2 separate regions of the Homo sapiens genome follow, and region 2 is linked to region 1. Evidence: chromatin contacts called from ENCODE Hi-C or POLR2A ChIA-PET data. All regions are on one chromosome and are shown on one strand. The core of a region is the stretch at or near the end of the contact, and the rest is flanking DNA. Distances in the headings are between cores, read along the strand shown.

Region 1 (5,277 bases), core at 866-3,365:
GCACACACTTTTTTTGTTTTGTTTTGTTTTTGTTTTTTTTGAGACGAAGTCTCACTCTGTCGCCCAAGCTGGCTGCTCCATGTCTTTCCTGTGGAAACCACTTTTTGAAATTCCCCCAGCGGTCTCAAGCCTGGAGTTAGAATGAGCACTTCCCACTCCTCCCTGAAAAGGGAAGTTGGGGGCCCAAGAGCACAGCAACAACTCTCTCCAAAGAAACCTCTTCACCAAGGCTTGTTCTTTTTCTTTCTCTCATCTCTGTTTTTAAGGATGTCCAAAAGTCAGGGAGCAGTTCCCCAGAGATTTCCCTTGAGAGTCTGCAAGTGAGGAATTGTTTTCCACACACTTTGCCAGGAAAAGTCCCATTCTAACACCTCTCACATTAGTATATAAAAAGACTTACTGCGGGAAAAAGTGTGCATCACAAATGAGCAAAGTCATGGAGTATCCGCAAGTCATGTGGGGAAGATGGACTCTCAGGGTTAAGAAAAGAATAGAAAGTTCAATACTCACTATGCACCATACGCAGAAAATTTAATCCCAGTTATTTTAGGCCATAAAATATAAAAAAGAAGTAGTTTTAAAACTAGAAATGTTGTAAGTGTGTATTTCACTGGTTTTGTAATAATATAGAACTTTCTAAGCCTCAAGACAATGGGGAGAAAAGCACAGAAGAAAAGCTAATAGTTTAACATTTCTTTTTAACTAGAACACTTAGTAGACATTGAGAACCTGCTGCTATATTGAAACTCAGAAAATCCTCTCCTAGGATCAGAGGCATAAAGATGCCAAGAAGTCAACCAAAGTTGTATGACAGACCAAGAAACGTCTGTTTCAGACATTTGGAATCCTATAAGATTCCATAAGTTACTTTCAATTGAACCAAATATAACATGTCCTAAACTTCACAGTGAGACTGCTGTTTCACATGACAGCCATATTCCAGATTAATGCAACCTGACAGCATGCTCTATTTTTCTTTTTCTTTTTCTTTTTCTTTTCTGAGACAGAGTTTTTAGCTCTTGTTGCCCAGGCTGGAGTGCAATGGCACGATCTCGGCTCACTACAACCTCTGCCTCCCGGGTTCAAGCGATTGTCCTGCCTCAGCCTCCTGAGTAGCTGGGATTATGGGCACCCACCACCACGCCCAACTAATTTTTGTATTTTTAGTAGAGACGGGGTTTAACCACATTGGCCAGGCTGGTCTCGAACTCCTGACCTCAGGTGATCCTCCCGCCCCGGCCTCCCAAAGTGCTGGGATTACAGGCGTGAGCCACCGGGCGCCTGGTCCCATGCTCTATTTTTCATTCATTCATTTCACAAAAGCTATTATGAGCCCAGACTGTGCAGCACTGTTCCAGGCTCTTGGCATCCAAAAGCTAACCAGACCGTGCTCCCTCCCTCATGTATTTTACCTTCTTTGGAGGCAGAGGGACAATAAATAAGTGCAGAAGTTAACAAACTTTTTCATATTGTGAGAAATGGCAACATAATATGAGCTCATATTTTTACAATCCAGAGTTGCTTTCATTAAGAATCTGTGCTTCTCAACCTTGGGTACACTTTGGACTAATGTAGAAAGCCCTTTTAAATACTGATGACTGGTTCCCATTCCCAGAGATTCTGGCATAATTGGCTAGGTAAAGCCTAGGCATTGGCCTTTTTTTTTTTTTTTTTTTTTTTTTTTTTTTTTTTTTTTTTGAGACAGCGTCTCCCTCTGTCACCCAGGCTGGAGTGCAGTGGCGCGATCCTGGCTCACTGCAACCTCCGCCTCCCTGGTTCAAGTGATTCTCCTGCCTCAGCCTCCCGAGCAGCTGGGATTACAGGCGCACGCCCGGCTAATTTTCTTTTTGTTTTTTGTTTGTTTTTTTTTAGTAGAGATGGGGTTTCACTGTGTTGCCCAGGCTAGTCTCGATCTCCTGAGCTCAGGCAATCCATCCGCCTCGGCCTCCCAAAGTGCTAGGATTACAGGCTTGAGCCACCGCGCAAGGCCTTTTGTTTTTTGTTTTGTTTTGTTTTTCCCATCCCCTCAAGTGATTCTAATGTACGGCCAGAAGAGAACTGAAAAGGGTATATAAAAGAAACTACCACTAGATGTCACTGTCCCCAAAGGTTTGAAGAGAAACAGTCCTCAAGTAGTCAATGGCTAAGTTCCCGCTAGATAAACAGACTTGATTTTGCCATATTTTGGATCCAAGCAAATGTCCAATACAAATATATATATATGTTCCTCAATTTATCTTTGGCCTGAATGAAGCAAGTCATACAAAACCCAAATGTGGCCGGGCGTGGTGGCTCACGCCTGTAATCCCAGCACTTTGGGAGGCCGAGGCGGGCGGATCACGAGGTCAGAAGATCCAGACCATCCTGGCTAACACGGTGAAACCCCGTCTCTACTAAAAATACAAAAAATTAGCCGGGCGTGGTGGCGGACGCGTGTAGTCCCAGCTACTCGGGAGGCTGAGGCAGGAGAATGGCATGAACCCGGGAGGCGGAGCTTGCAGTGAGCCAAGATCGCGCCACTGCACTCCAGCCTGGGCGACAGAGCAAGACTCCATCTCAAAAAGAAAAAAAAAAAAAAACCAAATGTATTAGTTTGCTGGGGCTGCCATAACAAACTTGGGGGCTTAACAGAAGCCCAAAGTGTTTTGTTGGAGAGTTATTTTCTCTTGAGGCCTCTCTTCTTGGTTTGCAAATGGCCATCTTTTTCTTTTCTCTTTTTTTTTTTTTTTTTTTTTTTTGAGACAGTGTCTTCTCTGTTGCCCAGACTGGAGTGCAGTGGCTGGATCTCAGCTCACTGCAACCTCCACCTCCTGGATTCAAGCAATTCTCCTACCTCAGCCTCCCGAGTAGCTGAGATTACAGGTGCACGCCACCATGCCTGGCTAATTTTTTGTATTGTTTTGTAGAGACAGGGTTTCACCACATTGCACAGGCTGGTCTTGAACTCCTGGGCTCAAGCAATCCTCTCACCTCGGCCTCTCAAAGTGCTGGGATTTCAGGTGTAAGCCACCATGCCCAGTCTTGCAGATAGCCACCTTTCCACTGTGTCCTCACATGGCTGTCCTTCAGCCCGTGTTGGCTGGGTCCTAATCCCCACTTCTTATAAAGATACCAGTAATACTGAATTAGGGCCCACCCTAAAGACTGTTTTAACTTAATGACTTCTTTAAAGGCCCTATCTCCAAATACAATCTACAGTCACATTCTGAAGTTCTGGGCCATTAAGGGCTTCAACATATGAATTTGCGGGGCGGGGCTGGGGGGAGGGCAGATACATTTTTCAAGAAATCACCAAGAAATCAAAAGCAAAACCAATCTACTTGATGAGTGGCAAATGAGTAGTTTCCCAGCCATCCACAATTCTAAAGATCTCTCACATAATAACTATGGAGCAAATTGGTTGCTTTAAAAAACAAAAAAGACTTTTAAAAATTATTTTTATTCTTTATTTCTTTAGTTTTTTTTAGCCAGGACATGTTCTTATATGAATTTTTTTTTTTTGCAAAAATCGTACTTCTTGGCCAGGCACGGTGCCTCACACCTGTAATCCTAGCACTTTGGGAGGCCAAGGCAGGCGGATCACCTGAGGTCAGGAGTTCGAGACCAGCCTGACCAACATGAAGAAACCTCGTCTCTATTAAAAATACAAAAATTAGCCGGGCGTGGTGGCGGGTGCCTGTAATCCTAGCTACTCAGGAGGCTGAGACAGGACAATCGCTTGAACCCAGGAGGCAGAGGTTGCAGTGAGCCAAGATCGCACCACTTTGCACACCAGCCTGGGTAAGAGAGTGAGACTCTGTCTCCAAAAAAAAAAAAAAAAAAAAAAAAGGCCTAATCCAAATAGGAAAAGAGGAAGAAAAACTCTCTCTCTTTGCAGACAATATGATTTTTTTCTTTTCTTTTCTTTTCTTTGCTTTTTTTAAGAGACAGAGTTTTACTTTTGTTGCCCAGGCTGTGCAATGGTGTGATCTCGGCTCACCGCAACCTCCGCCTCCCGGGTTCAAGCAATTCTCCTGCCTCGGCCTCCCAAGTAGCTGGGATTATAGGTGAGCACCGCCACGCCCGGCTAATATTTTTCTATTTTTAGTAGAGATGGAGTTTCACCATGTTGGCCAGGCTGGTCTTGAACTGCTAACCTTAGGTGATCCACCTGCCTCAGCCTTCCAAAGTGCTGGGATTACAGGCATGAGCCACTGCACCTGGCCCAGACAATTCGATTCTATACCTTGAAAACCCCATAGTCTCTGCCCAAAGGTTCATTGATCTGATAAACAATTTCAGCAAAGTTTCAGGATACAAAATTAATGTACAAAAATCAGTAGCACTTCTATACACCAATAGCATCCAAGCTGAGAGCCAAATCAAGACTGCAATCCCATTCACAATAGCCACACACAAAAATAAGGTACCTAGGAATATAGCTAACCAGAGAGGTGAGAGATCTCTACAGGGAGAATTATAAAACACTGCTGAAAAAACTCAGAGATAACACAAACAAATGGAAAAACATTCCATGTTCATGAATAGGAAGAATCAATATTGTTAAAATAGACATACTGTCCAAAGCTATCTACAGATTCAATGATATTCCTATCAAACTACCAATGACATTTTTCACAGAATTAGAAAAAGAAACATTCTAAAATTCATTTGGAACCAAAAAAGGGCCTGAATAGCCAAAACAATCCCAAGCAAAATGAACATAGCTGGAGGCATCACACTACCCAACTTTAAACTATGCTATAAGGATACAGTAACCAAAACCACATGGTACTGATACAAAAACACACATAGACCAATGGAACAGTTAGAGAACACAGAAATAAAGCCACACATCTACAACTATCTGATCTTTGACAAAACTGACAAAAACAAGGAACAGGAAAAGGTCTCTCTATTCGATAAATAGTGCTGGGATAACTGGCTAGCCATATGCAGAAGATTGAAACTGGACCCTTTCCTTACACCATGTACAAAAATCAACTCAAGATGGATTAAAGACTTAAATGTAAAACTTAAAACTATAAAAACCCAGGAAGAAAATCTAGGAAATAACATTCTGGACATTGACCCAGGCAAAGACTTCATTATGAAGCCTCCAAAAACAGTAACAAAAAAAAAAAAAAATTGACAAGTGGGACCTAATTAAACTAAACAGTCTCTGAAAAGCAAAAGAAACTATCAGCCGGGCGCAGTGGCTCACGCCTATAATCCCACCACTTTGGGAAGCCGAGGCGGGCGGATCACAGGGTCAGGAGTTCAAGACCAGCCTGACCA
Region 2 (5,277 bases), core at 1,611-4,110, 640 kb after region 1:
GGATCTAATAAATCCCAAGCTCCTGGCAATCCTAGGATGGCTGCCTTGTTATCCCCATTTTAGGAATAAGGAAACCGAGGCTCCTCTAGGTTAAATCACTTGGCCAAGGTCACACTGAATAGGTCTGGGTTTGGACCCAGTTCTGCTAGACTCTAAACCCAGTGCACTTAGCCATTACACTCTACTATTGTGAAGGATATGGAAGCATAACATGTGAGGCTTGGTTTCAAACAGTTCAGTTGTAGGCACAAACCTAAAATGCATGAAATAGTGATGAATTAGAGGAAAACAGTGGATTATTAATTACTGAGGTATGGGGTGGTACCATTCTTGGAGGGAGCAGGAGTTTGTGTCAGTTAGCATTGACTAGATTATGTATCAGTAACAGATAATCCCAATATTATAGTGGCTTAAAGGAACAAAGATTTATTTCTCATGCTGCATGTCCGTTAGGAGTCCACAAGGAGGCTGTGCTTGTCAGAGTCACTCAGAGTGATGTCAAGATATCACTCAGAGTCACTCAAGCTGATGGAGCTTCCCTGCCTCCATTGTTGCTGGTTGCTTTGCCAGAATGAGCAAGATGAATGAATCTTGCACTAGCTCCTGTCTGGCAGTGACACACCTCAGTTCCATTCACCTTCGCTCACCAATGCAAATGATGTGGCCACACCCAACTTCAAGGGGGGAGGAAGTATAATCTTTCCATGTTCCAGGTGGAGTACTAAAAACACTTGGTGGACTACACCAACAACCGCCACCGAGTTTGTAGACAGAATCATGTAGGACTTGTGGGTATTGAGCACCAGTTCAAGCCAAGGGCAAAATGAAGTCTCCATTTTTACACAGAAGAATCTAGGCCTGCAAATAAACAGGTCAGTGAACTATCCACTAGGAAACTCACTGGAATACAAGAACATTTATTCATTACTCTAGAAACACCAAGAGATGGTGCCCCATGCATGGACAAGCAGGGACCACCTTGGTTCCACCTTCCTGCGGAACAGTCGTCTATCAGCTTGCATGGTATTCTTTCCTTAATGTGACATCTTCATATGAAAAAGCCCTTGTTTTCAGCAGCAACCCAGTTAGGTCTCTTTGGTTATTTTTGCATTGTGTACCTCCCATCACACGTTAGGGTTGGACAAAGATCCAGGAAGCCAGGCTTGGAAGAGAGGCTGTCTGAGTCTTGACCTACCTGCTGCTGCCTGGAGAGGCAGGGCTCCCCTACAACATCCAGCCTGCTCTCCTGGTTGACCAGCACTCCCTGGGAAAGGTTAGTGGCATACACACAGCCCTGGGCAGCAAAGTAGAGACTGAATTGAAACAGATACTAACTAAAATAAGACCTGCCCATTATTGTATCGATCTGTGCTTTTCAGCTTTTTAAAAACAATTTCTTCTTCAGATCGACATACAAGTCTCAAAGGTCATCCCTGACCCAAGGTTCTGATACATGAAGAAGCATCTCTCTTGTCTGTGTGTCCCCACTTGCCATGAGTATTTTTTTTTTTTTTGAGATGGAGTCTTGCTCTGTCACCAGGCTGGAGTGCAGTGGTGCGATCTCGGCTCACTGCAATCTCTGCCTCTCAGGTTCAAGCGATTCCCCTGCCTCAGCCTCTCGAGTAGCTGGGACTATAGGCGTGTGCCACCACACCCAGCTAATTTTTGTATTTTTAGTAGAGTCAGGGTTTCACCATGTTGGCCAGGATGATCTCACTCTCTTGACCTCGTGATCCACCCATCTTGGCCTCCCAAAGGGCTGGGATTATAGGCATGAGCCACTGCAACCAGCCAAGAGTATTTTATTGAATTTTACTTTCTATACTTTTGTCAGAAAATAAAAATTTCCAAATATAAAATTGTTATTATTTATAATTATTAATTATATTAAAATTGAATCTTCCTTTTAAAAACACTCATGTTCCTGTGAACCAGCAAGTACATCACTCCCTTGGGCTAGAGCCCCCAGTTGAGACTCGATGAACTCCAGCAGAGACTCTGACGAAGGAGTGACACAGTGTGTTGGGTCAGAGAGAAATGTGAAGCCCAGCAAACATATGTTCAAATCCAGATGCCACCATTCGGTGAACATGCACCCCGAGCAACTTTCCAGGGCTTACTTTCTTTGTCTATAAAATGGGAACAACAGGTACAGTACCATCTAGTCCATGGGGGTCACCAGAAGAAACTAGAAGATGTAACACACAAGGAACATTTAGAAGCAAGCATGTAACAAACACTCAGCAAATGGCGACTACATTATAACTTGTCCAGCCAAATAGATATGACCAGTGGTAACACGGAACTGAGAATTTTCACAATGTACTATTTTTACATCTTAATTTCTTTGGGCTTCTCTGCTTCCTCTTTTTAAAAAAGCTTACCACCCACTTGTTATTCTGGAGGGGGATGAACATAGATAAAAAGAGAGTTTAAGAACTCTTCATGGAAAGATAGCCAAACCACTAAAATACTATTTCAACAGAGGAGGTCACAGAATGGTGGAATGGTAGATCTGTAGGACTAAAGGAGACCTCAGATTTGTCACTCTTATCTGACTCATGAAACTGAGACCCAGAGAGGTGAAAGGGTGTGCTCGGTCCGGTAGCTGTGTTGCAGACTATGTGAATGGCACCTCTTGGTGTCATGCAATGCATAACAACCACCTGTGCAGCCTCATGGCCCTGCACAACCTCCTGACCACAGCGATGGAATAAAGTGGTCCAGTCAGGGGCATTTTCAGCCTCTGGGGATGTTGATATAGTAACTCCTCCTCTTTTCCCATACCCTGAAAAAATGCAGCCCAAGAAGCTGCCGATGCTCTTACAGCTGTGAGGGGAGGGGCTGCCCGAGGAGAGAGGTAACCTAGAGTTGAGAGATGGAGGAAGAGATACAGAATCTGGATGGCTATGCTCTGATCCTGTAATCCGACTATGCCTGAATGTGGATCTACCTTCCAAAGGTAGGGTGCTTTTCGTTTGTTTGAGCCATCTGGTGTCAGATGTTCTGTCACTTACTACCTTGTTATAATTAATAGAGGAGCTCAAAGAGCTATAAATATCTAAGGAGGAAGAGTTCAGGTTGCAAAGCCTTCCTAGACAAGGTTGCTTCAAAGGAAGGTCTGAAAGGAAGAATGGGAGGCAGGCAGGCTGCAAAGGGAGAGAAAATTCAGGGAAGGAGAAGACCAGGAACAGAGGCCTGAGATATGAGAGCCTGGTACTATGGACTGGATGCTTGTGGCTCCCCCCTTCCCCCTAATCGACTTGTTGAAGCCCAGTCCCCATTGTGATGGCATTAGGTGGTGTGGCCTCTGGAAAGTAATTAGGCCATGAGGGTGAATCCCTCATGAATGGGATTAGTGTCTTCATGAAAAGACAGGAGAGAGCTTGCTTTCTATCCTCTCTGCCATGTGAGGACACAACGAGAGAATGGTCATCTGCAAACGAGGAAGAGGTCCCTTACCAGAGCCGACCATGCTGGCGCCCTGATCTGACTTCCCGGCCTCTAGAACAGTGAGAAATAAATCTCTGTTGTCTAAGCCACCCAGTATATAGTCATTTATAACAGCACAGAGTGACTGAGACACCTGGGGTGGGGGTGTTTGGGGAATCATATTTAATTAAGCCTATTTGGTTAGAGTGTTGGATATCCAAAGCAGGTAACGGGGGTTAGGATTAAAGATGTAGGTTCCTACCAGTCTGTGAGTTTGTTCTTTTGTATTTTGGATAATAATTCAGCAAGAGAGGAGGGATGAGAATGAAAGGAGAGAACTGGTTGCGAGACTATTGGTAATTTTTGAAGTATGAGAGTCCATGGCTTCTAAGGTGACCAACTGTTCTGATTTGCCCGGGACTGAGGAATTTCCCAGGATGTGGGACTTTCAGTGCTAAAACTGAACAGTTCCATGCAAATGGGGATGATTGAACACCCTGAAACATCACCCAAACCATAAAGGAAGATATTGATAGATTTCATTCCATAAAAAATAACATGTGAATGAAAAAACAGAAAATAGTCTGAATGCATCTAAACTGTTTTTCTCTAGAAAAAAATTAAAATAAATGACTATCTCTTTGGGACTCAAGCCATTTAGTGACATTGCCCTTCATTTCCTGATTGCCAGTATCCAACCTCCTTGTGCCTGAACCCCATCAGTACTAGGAGCCCTGTCGCCTATGAATTCCCAAGTTCCTACATCTCACTTTAGCCAAAATCATCCATGTTTGCAGCACTCTCTTGCCTGTCATGGCCCTCCAACCTCCTGGAGCCCTCTGACTCCTCCATTGTTGCTCTTTCTTTCTTCTGTCTTCCTTCTCTAGCTAGTCAAGATCACCTAATCAGTCACTTCAAATAACTTGGTCGATATCATACCCTGTGGTCCTCTGCACTTGGCAAAATTCTGGACTCCAGATCAATTCCACGATCTATTCACCTTCTGCACAAAGGATGTGGAAAAACCGCAGATGAATTCTCAACTGCAGACCAATGCTTCTTTATATTCTTCTCTCCCACTTCCCACACAACTTTGAGCCCCTGCTCTACCACTGAACTAGCTGTGTGATTTGGGGCAAGTTGCTTCATCTCTCTGGGTCACTGTTTTCTCACCCAAAAAGTGAGATGTTGTAAGGAATAACTGAGTTAGTACGCATAAAATGCTAAGCACAGGCAATGGCATGTAATAAGCACCTCATAAATGCTGGCTTTTACTGATGCTAGGATTTTGAATGCACACTTAGAGGGGTTAAGTCAGTGTGTCAGGAAGTAGCAGGTCATAGCATTGTGATGTTTGGCAAATAAATGACACAGGACACTAAACTGTGCAAAATTTTACTTTTGCAAAGATTTAATTCCACATTTCACCAAAGATGATGCTTTGGTCATCAGTCAATGATGAAGGCATCATTGACTAATGATCCCTTATGATCATTAGTCATAAGGGAAATGCAAATTAAAACCACAATATACCACTATGCATATGTTACAATGTCTAAAGTTTAAAAGACTGATCATCCCAAATTTTGGCAAGAATGTGAAGAAACTAGAACTCTCATACCCTGCTAGTGGGAATGGAAAACATTTGAAAGAACAGTTTACTGTTTCTTTTTCATTTTTTGGCACTTTCTTAATATGCTAGATAAACATCTACCGTAAGATCCAACTATTCCACTCCTAGGTATTTACCCAAAAGACGAGAAAGCGTAGGTCCACACAAAGATTTGTACACAAATGCTCACAGCAGCATTATCTATAATGGCCCCAAAACTGGAAACAAGCCAA

Evidence for each region. Hi-C counts contacts between places; a loop is a spot of excess contacts on that map. ChIA-PET counts read pairs that join two places held with the same protein, here RNA polymerase II (POLR2A). Pooled maps may share reads with other maps.
Region 2: a map of IMR-90 shows a loop between it and region 1 (4-fold over the local background). The contact joins the promoter of LINC02245 here to the enhancer-like site in region 1. A Hi-C loop is called at or near these places in 2 of 168 maps with a recorded cell type or tissue (IMR-90 and heart left ventricle), 1 of 37 single-sample maps with no recorded cell type and 5 of 50 pooled maps. POLR2A ChIA-PET finds 5 or more read pairs at or near these places in 1 of 52 experiments (BJ).

Annotation. Positions count from the first base shown.
Region 1 is chr2:65,570,134-65,575,410 of GRCh38, reverse strand. No RefSeq gene overlaps it. Among named protein-coding and RNA genes, the nearest start is that of LINC03050, 30 kb to the left of the region's middle. Within about 2 kb of position 2,115, at least 2 of the 41 ENCODE cell types and tissues checked have a DNase peak (open chromatin) inside an H3K27ac peak, as active enhancers do.
Region 2 is chr2:64,930,030-64,935,306 of GRCh38, reverse strand. It overlaps LINC02245 (long intergenic non-protein coding RNA 2245), which reads left to right and starts at 2,860. Exons shown (of 3, transcript NR_036586.1): 1 at 2,860-2,962. RefSeq lists enhancers at 2,046-2,195, 2,236-2,305, 2,346-2,485.